2 separate regions of the Homo sapiens genome follow, and region 1 is linked to region 2. A link is an interaction called in ENCODE POLR2A ChIA-PET data of the cell type or tissue named here. Cell type or tissue: MCF 10A. All regions are shown on one strand. Links, peaks and the distances in the headings refer to the core of each region. The heading gives the core; the rest is flanking DNA.

Evidence for each region. Peaks named below come from ENCODE experiments on the same cell type or tissue, not always from the same donor. Only the 100,000 strongest peaks of a DNase experiment are listed, where the experiment ranks them.
Region 1: POLR2A ChIA-PET joins it to region 2 with 5 read pairs; 6 of 35 experiments call an interaction of 5 or more read pairs at or near these places.

Annotation. Positions count from the first base shown.
Region 1 is chr15:72,457,967-72,463,351 of GRCh38, forward strand. The region is part of intron 1 of TMEM202-AS1 (TMEM202 antisense RNA 1); the gene reads right to left. Among named protein-coding and RNA genes, the nearest start is that of TMEM202-AS1, 14 kb to the right of the region's middle. RefSeq lists an enhancer at 4,040-4,309. In MCF 10A, for the core only: a CTCF peak has its summit at 4,395; no DNase peak of the experiment used is centred there.
Region 2 is chr15:72,335,685-72,341,069 of GRCh38, forward strand. It overlaps HEXA (hexosaminidase subunit alpha), which reads right to left. Exons shown (of 14, transcript NM_000520.6): 14 at 5,240-5,385. Among named protein-coding and RNA genes, the nearest start is that of CELF6, 18 kb to the left of the region's middle. In MCF 10A, for the core only: no CTCF peak of the experiment used is centred there; DNase peaks (open chromatin) are centred at 3,297 and 4,257.

The DNA.
Region 1 (5,385 bases), core at 79-5,078, 120 kb after region 2:
GTAATTTTCACAGCTATAACAATTGGTTATTATATATTGATCTTTGAAAAAGCAATGTATTCCAGTAGCATTTTTTTAAACAGGGTCTTGCTCTGTCACCCAGGCTGTAGTTCAGTGGTGTGATTGTAACTCACTGTATCCTCAATCTCCCAGGCTCAAGTGATCCTCCCACCTCAGCCTCTTGAATAGCTGGGACCACAGTGAGCACCACTTTTTAAATTTTTTGTAGAGATGGGGTCTCAATATATTGACCAGGCTGGTCTCAAACTCCTGGGTTCAAGCAATCCTCCTGCATCAGCCTCCCAAAGTGCTGGGATTACAGTGTGAACCATCATGCCCCACTAGTATTTTCTTTTGTGTTCCTATCTATTTCTTGAATTCATGTTTCCTTATGTTTATCAAGCCTAGTTTCTTTTACTTTTAGGAATTAAGGCTGAATTAGGACTTTTAATGACTCCCATACTAAAACTTCTTATCCTTTTAAAGCTGAAATACATTGGGAGGATCAGCAAGGTCAGAGAAAGAGAGGGTAGGTGGGGATAAGAGAGTAAAGCCCTTTTGCAAATAGGCATACTTACACAGACTGAAAGCAGGCCCTTCAATCTCTCTGCAAGTATTTAATCTCTCTACAAAAATTAAAGTGTGTTTGCTTGTTATCTTTTTCATTCTTTGGAAAACATTTTAGCTATCGTTACTATTATTTTGACATTTTATATTTGCCTTTTTTTTGGAGGAGTCAGTACTGAAGGGGGAATTTAACTTTTAAAATGGCCACTTATACATAACTAGCATAGAAGCAGAAGAAAATATAGGTAAGCAAGAAAAGAAAGATCATTTTAATTGGAATGTGATGGTGGCACAACTCTGTAAATGTATTAAAACTCATTGAATCATATACTTAAAATGGATGAATTTGCCTCTTTTTTCTTTGTTCAACCACATACGATAACCATCTTTCCAGGTCAATTCATATTCCACAATATCATTTTAAATGGGGACACAATTTTCGATTTTATATTATGTAATTTGTTTTAATTTTTTTTTTTTTTTTTGAGACGGAGTCTTGCTCTGTCGCCCAGGCAGGAGTGCCGTGGTGCGATCTTGGCTCACTGCAAGCTCTGCCTCCCAGGTTCAAGCAATTCTCCTGCCTCAGCCTCCCGAGTAGCTGGGACTACAGGTGCATGCCACCACGCCCGGATAATTTTTTGTATTTTCAGTAGTGATGGGGTTTCACCATGTTAGCCAGGATGGTCTCGATCTCCTGACCTCATGATCCGCCTGCCTTGGCCTCCCAAAGTGTTGGGATTACAGGCGTGAGCCACCACGCTCGGCCATAATTTGTTTAACCAATTGATTCCCTGAACATTTTTGCAGCTAAAGTTTGGTACAAATTTTTTTAGGTTAAATTACTAAAAGAATTATTGCTAGATCATAGGGCATGCTCATTTAAAGGTTTTTCTTACAAATTGCCCTCTAAAAAAACTACCAATTTATACTCCTATAAGTAGTCATTCTGTCCTTGCACTTCTCCCTTCGAAACTCAGTATTAGTATTTTATAAAGTCTCTATTATTCTGAAAGGTAGAAATGATAGCTTGTTATCAATTTCCATTTCAATTACTAATAAAGTTGAACTTTTCGTCATTTATTAGACATTTGTATTTCAGTTTATGTTCTCTGTCCCTCTCTCCAAAACACTAGCATGTGTACATGTGTTTCTTATTCATTCATATGACTTTTATACATTAAGGATAAATAACTTCATGTCATATATTTTGTAAGTATTTTTCCAGTTTGTATCTTTTATTTATGTTGTTTTTGCAGAAGTATCAAATTATATGGTCATACCTATCAATCTTTTGCTTTATAGATATTGCCTTTGGTGCTATCCTTGATAAGGCCTTCCCCACTCTCAAATATTTAAATATTCAACAATATTTCTCCCACTAATTTTATGTTTTCTTTCTTCAGACCTTTATGTAGATTTTATTTTTATATATAACATAGGACAAGGATATAACTTGGTAAAACGAATGGGGAGACAAATTTTTACCTTATTTATTGCATGTCTTCTAAATATCAAAAACTGTGTTATATATGGTTTGTAGTAATAAACACAGCAGGGATGTTCTCATCCTTATGTAATTTACCAACTCAGAGAGACAACATACTGTTTAAGTGCAAATTTGATAAATGCTATAAAGAAGTGCTAAGTTCTATGGTAGTGTATAGTATGTGGAATCTATCAACTGTTCAGGTACTTATTGAACAGTTGATCTTTAAAAGGAGATGGTTTGGTGGAAGTGGAGGAGAATTCAATTAAAAAACAACAGGGCACAGTGGTGTACGTTTGTAATCCCAGCTACTCAGGAGGCTGAGGTGGAAGTACTGCTTAAACCCAGGAGTTAGAGACCAGCTTGGGCAGCATAGGGAGACCTCATTTTTTGGGGGGAGGGGGAATACCCAAAAAACCCAACCATACACACACAAAACCAACCAAACAAAAAACAACAATGAACATTTATTATTTCAGAGTATCCCTGGGTCAGAATCTGGGTGTGGCTTAGCTGGGTTCTCTGTTTCAGGATCTCTCGCAAAGATGCAAACAAAAGTCTTGCCCAGGGCTGCGATCGCATCTGCAGGAAGATTCACTTCCAAGTTTGCTTACATGGTTGTTGGCAGAATGCAGCTCCTCATAGGCTGTTAAGCCAAGGCTTTCAGTTCTTTGGTAGGAATTCAGTTCCTCACAGGTTTTTTGGTGGCTGGAGATCTCCTTTAGTTCCTTGGCATATAGGTCAGAATAATTTATTTTTGTCCTAGGGTGGGTACTTAAGCTTTGATAAAACTGATTTATAATGTCTTTATGGAGTAAAAATTAGCACAGCATTCATGTTCTTAGCTCTATATTCAAGAATAAAATAAGTGTGTATATTCTGTGAATATTCTGGTTGGTATACATTTTTGGCCTGTATGTAAATTAATATGTGGGTGACTTAAACATTCACAGAGAATTAATTATATATTGCAAAGGACAAACACATAATTCTGTTCAAGATAGGAATGTCAAGAAAACTTTAAGATGATTTTGTCTTTTAATCACATCATGGTTATAATTTCAAATGATTTTTCATTCCCTCCTTTCCTTCCCATCACACAGACTATACTGTAAATATACTCTCTGAAGTTGCACAACGTGACAAGCTTAAGCTTAGCCACACAAGTATGTGCATATACAATTATTTTATTTTTTGATCTGATGCTGACAGTGCTGTGCGTTTTACCTGAACTCAGAAAATTTAATTTCTAAATTATAATATATGGTTAGATATTTACTAAAATCCTGAAACTAGAATTTTACTCCCAATCTTAGACCTTGCAAATGGTAACTCTAGTTTAGTGTACACATTTTCAACATGGGCAATATTACTCCCCAAGAGGAAAAAATTGTTTTTTTGGGAGGGTATGAAAAAAAGTATGTTTTATATATAAAGCATAGATACACATACAGTCCATTAAAGCATATACAGTGTATCTATGGTGTTAAAATTTTACAGTGGGGTGCTGAATAGGAAAAACAGGTCTAAAAGGGTTCCATAAGGGGGCTGATAATGGAAATAAAAGTTGAGAAACATGGCCCTAGTGCTAAGCTTAACAGACAGCTGTTTGACGAACCATCTGGCATTAGATTTTTTTCCTGCATGATTTCCTGTATTAGAATATAAGCTTCTTAAGGACAGAAAATGTAATCTGATTTGTATTTTCAATAATAGCTAACACAATAGTTACGTTCAACTGCATTCAGTATATGTATATTTAATTGAATTAATATGGAGTACATCTTCCCCTACTTGCACTCATCCTATTAGCTCTATAAAATCTAAATGTAATGACCAAAATTAGTCTAGTAAAGCACAACCTATCACAATCTCCCTCACAAAAATCCTAGTAAAATAATGACAAATTTTATTCAAAGAATGGAAAATCTTCAAAGTAGCATAAGAGAAGGAGTACAGACTAGAGACAGAGAGATGAATCAGGGCTTTGATTTCCACCTCTTATCATTTGCAAGCCGAGGAGCCTTGAGCCAAGTTATGTAAAGAGAAAGTGAAAGAGGATAAAAAAGAATAAAAAAGGGACCTTTCTAGGGGAAGGGTACAAGAAGGGACAATGGCATTTCTAGCAGGTTTTTGTTTTGTTTTGAGACAGGGTCTCGCTCTGTCTCCAGGCTGGAGTGCAGTGGTGCGATCTTGGCTCACTGCAACCTCTGCCTCCCGGGTTCAAGCGATTCTTGTGCCTCAGCCCTCCCCCCGAGTAGCTGTGATTACAGGCAAGTGCCACTAGGTTTGGCTAATTTTTTGTATTTTCAGTAGAGACAGGGTTTCGCCATGTTGGCCGGGCTGGTCTCAAACTCCTAGCCTCATGTGATTCGCCTGCCTCGGCTCCCAAAGTGCTGGGATTACAAGCATGAGCCGCCGTGCCTGGCCCTAACAGTCTTATATACACCCAAAATTTCAGGCATGCTGAATTTCTGGCAGTTCCCCAAATAATGCATGGCTCAAATATGCCGTATTTCACACTTACATATTTTATATATACATTCACATTCCTCTTCCCAGAACATCATTTATTTGTCCTCCAATACTCAGCTCAGGTCACACTTTTTTTTTTTTTGGATGGAGTCTTGCTCTGTTGCCCAGGCTAGAGTGCAGTGGCACGATCCTGGCTCACTGCAAACTCTGCCTCCCAGGTTCACGCCATTCTCCTGCCTCAGCCTCCCAAGTAGCTGGGACTACAGGCGCCCGCCACCACACCTGGCTAATTTAAAAAAATATATATTTTAGTAGAGACGGGGTTTCACCGTGTTAGCCAGGATGGTCTCGATATCCTGACCTCGTGATCCGCCCACCTTGGCCTCCCAAAGTGCTGGGATTACAGGCGTGAGCCACCATGCTTGGCCAGCTCAGGCCACATTTTCCCTAGGAAGGCCTCCATGACACGCTTGTGTGCCTTCTACACTGAGTTAGATACATATATTCTTGCTTCCCTAACATTCAGATCATACTTCTACTATAGTACTTATAATTAATGGTTTACATGTCTGCTTCTCTTACTAGCCTGAGAACTTCTTGAGAGCTGAAATGGTTTTATTTATTTATCTTTTCAGACAGAGTCTCGTTCTGTTGTCCAGGCTGGAGTGCAATGGCGGGATCTCGGCTCACTGCAACCTCCGCCTCCTGGGTTCAAGTGATTCTCCTGCCTCAGCATCCTGAGCAGCTGGTTTACAGGCGCATGCCAGCACACCTGGCTAATTTTTTTTTTTTTTTTTGCATTTTTAATAGAGACAGGATTTCACCGTCTGGCCAGGCTGGTCTCAAACTCCCAACCT
Region 2 (5,385 bases), core at 256-5,255:
TATATATATACACATATATATACACACACATATATACACACATATATATATACACACACACACACACATATATACATATATATATATTTTTTTTTTTGAGATGGAGTCTCGCTCTGTTGCCCAGGCTGGAGTGCAGTGATGCAATCTCAGCTCACTTCAAGCTCCACCTCCCAGGTTCATGCCATTCTTCTGCCTCAGCCTCCTGGGGAGCTGGGACTACAGGCGCCCGCCACCACGCCCAGCTAATTTTTGTATTTCTAGTAGAGACGGGGTTTCACCTTGTTAGCTGGGATGTTCTCCTGACCTCAGGATCTGCCTGCCTCGGCCTCCCAAAGTGCTGGGATTACAGGCGTGAGCCACCGTGCCTGGCCTATATTTTTTATTTTATTTTTTGAGACAGAGTCTCACTCTGTTGCCCAGGCTGGAGTGCAGTGGTGCATCTTGGCTCACTGCAACCTCCACCTCCTGAGTTCAAGTGATTCTCTTGCCTCAGCCTCCCGAGTAGCTGGGATTACAGGCGTGCACCACCATGCCCACCTAATTTTCGTATATTTAGTAGAGATGGGGTTTCACTATGTTGGCCAGGTTGGTCTCAAACTCCTGACCTCAGGTGATCCACCCACCTTGGCCTCCCAAAGTGCTGGGTTTACAGGCGTGAGCCACCGCACCTGGCCTGCCTTAATTTTTGAAACGGTTTTTATCTTTTTCTTGTATGTATATCTGTAGTATTTTTACTCATATTTGAATAAATGTAAGAAAATTTGAATAAAATGAATTTTCCTGAACCAGCGATTAGCATTAAATTCAGGTAGTTTGGAGTCTTTAGGCTCTTTCTTGTTTCACTAGTTTGTGCCTTTTTGTTTTTAAATTCACCTTGTTGCTCTGTATGGTTTTTACAGAAGTTGGAAGATTAAAAACCAGGTTTCTACCATGTTCCTATAAGAATCTGAAGTCTCCCAATTTGTTACATAACCTCTGTATATTTTCAGGTTGCTGTATATGAATAAGCCTCTTTTTGGGTTCTGCATTCTGTTTTATGGGGCTTTTTGTCTATTTCTGCACCAATACCAACTGTCTTGATAATTACACTTTTATAATGACTTATTTTTATTTTTTAATTTTTAAGAGATAGGGTCTCACTCTGTTGGCCAGGCTCCAGTGCAATGCTGCAATCATAGATCACTGCAGCCCTGAACTCAGGCTGTAGTGATCCTACTGCCTTGGCCTCCCAAAGTGCTGGAAATACAGGTGTGAGTCTGTGACTTCATATGAGGGTAGCTGAAGATACACTGAGTGTGAATGAGATCACTCAAAGTGTATACTGGCTGGATATCAACTCTATTCCATGTTGTACATGTTTTTCTTTTTTTCTTTTTTTGAGACGGAGTCTCACTCTGTCTCCCAAGCCAGAGTGCAGTGGTGCAATCTCGGCTCACTGCAACCTCCGCCTCCCGGGTTCAAGCAATTCTCCTGCCTCAGCCTCCTGAGTAGCTGGGATTACAGGCATGCGCCACCACGCTTGGCTAATTTTTGTATTTTTAGTAGAGAAAGGGTTTCGCCATGTTGGCCAGGTTGGTCTCGAACTCCTGGCCTCAAGTGATCTGCCCGCCTCGGCCTCCCAAAGTGCTGGGATAACAGGCGTGAGCCACTGCGCCCAGCTTATTTTTCTCTTCTTAAAAATTGACTTTTTCATTATTCTTAGGAATTCTTGCACTTACTTTAAAATCAATTTCAAGTTTCCCCCACCCTAAAAAAGATTTGCACTTACTTTAAAATCAGCTTCAAGTTCCAAAATAAAAAGAAATTGAATTTTAATAGGAACCATATTGAACCTGCAGATAAATTTAAAATCCTTATGAATATTGAGTCTTCTCTTTCATGAACATGTTCTGTCTCTACATCTCTATCTCCTGTGTCTCTCCAAAATTTAGTAATTTTCTCCACAAAGTCCTTAGGTCTTTTAATAGATTTATCCCTAGGATCATATAATTATGTACTGTTGATGTTTATCTAGGCTGACATAAGTCAGAATTTTGAATGTGTATGTGAAGATGTATAACATGACACAATGTTTTACCTTTTTTTGCACAATCCAGTTTGAGCTATTTCCTTGTAACTAATATAGGTAGAGTGTCAGAAAATGATTATGGAGTGGTCAAAGGCATCATCTTGAAGAGGAAGACTGGCGTATACTTCTGAGTGAACTGGACAATGGGGCAAAGCAGGAAACACGTAATCTGACTTGCAGTTTAAAAAGATGACTGGAAGAACTGAGGCAGATGCATTCATTAGGATCCTAAACAAAGATGGTGGCAGTGTAGATAGAGAGGAGTACATGAATCTAAGAGTTATTTATACAGAGTAGGGATGTTGTGGTGACAATTATGACAGGAAGGAAGGAGTTAAAGATGATTCCCAGACTTCGGCTCTAATGACCAGCAGAATAGTCATACAGGAGGAATAGAGTGGGGAGCTATGAAAAGATGAATTCTGCCTGGGACATGAGCTTTAAGTACGTAATGGACATTCAGATGATATGAAGATGTTGGCTACCTGAGCTTGGACCCCAGAGGAAATACACATACATATATTATATATATGTTTGTCGGTCAGTCTATCATCTATCTATCTATCTATCTATCTATCTATCTATCTATCTATCTGTCTAATCTATCTGTCTATCTACCTACCTACCTACCTATCTATCTATGGCTGTCCAGGTGTAAGACTGCACACTAAGACTGTCTAAATGAGATCACTAGGAAGAAAGTATAAGAGGAAAGGTAAGGTGCTGTGGCTCATGCTTGTAATCCCAGCACTTTGGGAGGCTGAGGTGTGTGGATCACCTGAGTTCAGGAGCTCAAGACCAGCCTGGCCAACATGGCGAAATCCTGTCTCTACAAAAATGCGAAAAAATTAGCCGAGTGTGGTGGTGCACACCTGTAGTTCCAGCTACCCAGGAGGCTGAGGCAGGAGAATCGCCTGAGACTGGGAGACGGAGGTTGAAGTGAGCTGAGATTGCACCACTGCACTAGGGCCTGGGCAATAGAGCAAGAGAGCGAGACTCTGTCTCAAAGAAGAAAAAAAAAAAGAAGACAAAACCTTGGTTATGGGCTGAGAGTTTACTGAAGGAGTCAGTGATAGACATTGAGAAACTCAGGAAAGAATGGTGTCACAAAAGCCTGCGAAGAAAGAATTTCAAAGAGGGAGGGATCAAAATCTCAAAAATATGCGAAAAGATCAAGTAATTTTTTTCCTTATTATTGAGCAATGTCCCTTGATTTGGCAACATGTAGGTTATTGTTGGCCTTAGTGGAAGCGGCCCTTATGAGGATTACAGCCCAACTGTGGGGTCATGAGGGCTGAATGCAAAGTGGTGAAATAGACAAACTTGCAACTGTTTCAGGCAGCTTGACTAATAAAAGTGGACTGAGAGGTTTTAATTTTATTTGTTTAAACATAGGAGAAGAAATGGATTCGAGCCCAGAAATAGCTGAGTTGCTAGCTTTATCTGTATGTCTGTATTTGGTGTCCGAGAGGAGGAAGATGTCTGACGTGGGGCAGCCCAGGACAGTGGCTGAAGGCAGTAGGGGCTAGAGTTAGGTAGCTGAGTTAGGAGTCATATGCCCTGCAACTCCCCAGTGCTAATCGGGACTCAGCGTAGCTGTGTAACCATATAGATGTCACTTAACCTTCCTATGTTTGTTTCCTTATCTGTCAAATGAGGATAATATTGATAGCACATTGGTTGGGATGAGGATTAAATACATTAACATCCAGTAAAGTGCTTATAATAGTGCCTGACAGGTCGGGCTTGGTGGCTCAGCCTGTAATCCCAGCACTTTGGGAGGCCAAGGTGGGCAGATCACCTGAGGTCAGGAGTTTGAGACCAGCCTGGCCAACATGGTAAAACCCCGTCTCTACTAAAAATACAAAAATTAGCAGGGTGTGGTGGCACATGCCTGTAGTCCCAGCTACTTGGGAGGCTGAGGCAGGAGAATTGCTTGAACTCGGGAGGTGGAGGTTGCAGTGAGCCCAGATTGCACCACTGTATTCCAGCCTGGGTGACAAGAGCAAAACTCCATCTCAAAAAGAAAAGAAAAAAAAAAAAAAAACAACAAAAGTGCCTGACACAGCAAGCACATAAAAATGACGAAGCACTTTTGTTCTCCTAGCTGGATCTCCACATCTATCTTCATTCAGATTTCTGACTCATGTGAGTCTAGATAAACACCAGCAGTTGAGTTCCTATGTTCAAATATCCTCTTTCATAATAGATCATCCAGACACTCAGACACACGCTCTCACTCACACACTCTGCAGCACACCAGCGAGCATGGCACCCCTTCCCATCTGTGTCTGCCTGCCAGCTGCTCTTCCTCCTTTCCCACACACACTCCCTTTTTTGAGTGGCTTCCAAAACATCTCTTTCTAATTTGCTATAAAGAGTGAGCCATAAAGAATTTATTAAGTGATGAAAAAAATCACAGCTAAGTATCAGATTCTCCAGAGGAAATAAGATTAAAAAGAAATTCTGGAAAACAGTTGTTTTTGGAGAAGGGAATAGCATTGGGAAGGGGGATATTAATAATGTTTCATCTTTTTTGTTTAAAAAAAACAAATCTGAAGCAAATATGACTACTGAGATGCAACAAAGCTGGGTGGTTACACTGTTTACTATTTTCTAGACTTTTCTGTTGTTTGAAACATTTGAAATCACTAAAAAATAGGAGTATTTACTGGGATAGTTTAGACTAAACATGGGTGTGGTTAGAGTACAGTAATTACTGTGAAAAAAGCAAGGTTCCTGGACATTTAAATTTTTTTCTTTTTTTTGAAACATGGTCTCACCCTGTTGCTGAGGCTGGAGTTCAGTGGTGTGATCATGACTCATTGCAGCCTCAATCTTCCAGGCTGAAGTGATCCTTCTTTCTCAGCCTCCTGAGTAGCTGGGACTACAACCACACACCACCATTCTTAGCTAATCTTTTTAATTTTTAGTAGAAATCAGGTCTCACCATGTTGCCCAGGGTGGTCTTTAACTCCTGAGCTCAGGCAATCCTCCCACATCGGCCTCCCAAAGTGCTGGAATTAGAGGCATGAGCCACTGCACCTGACCCTGACATTTCGATTTTTAAAAATTTTGTTGAAAAACGTCACACACACACACACACACACACACACACACACCTGCTTCAAAGAGGATTTTTAAAAACAATGGTGGCTCGGCTAGAAAAGATACTAATTTTCAACCTTTATTTCAAAGTTTATTTATAAAGGAAATACAAATTTTGATAAACAAAGCACCCAATTCCTACTTATTTTTTTTCTTCGTGGAAAAAAAAGTATGTGACACATACTTGTCATGCCCTGTATTGATTAAGC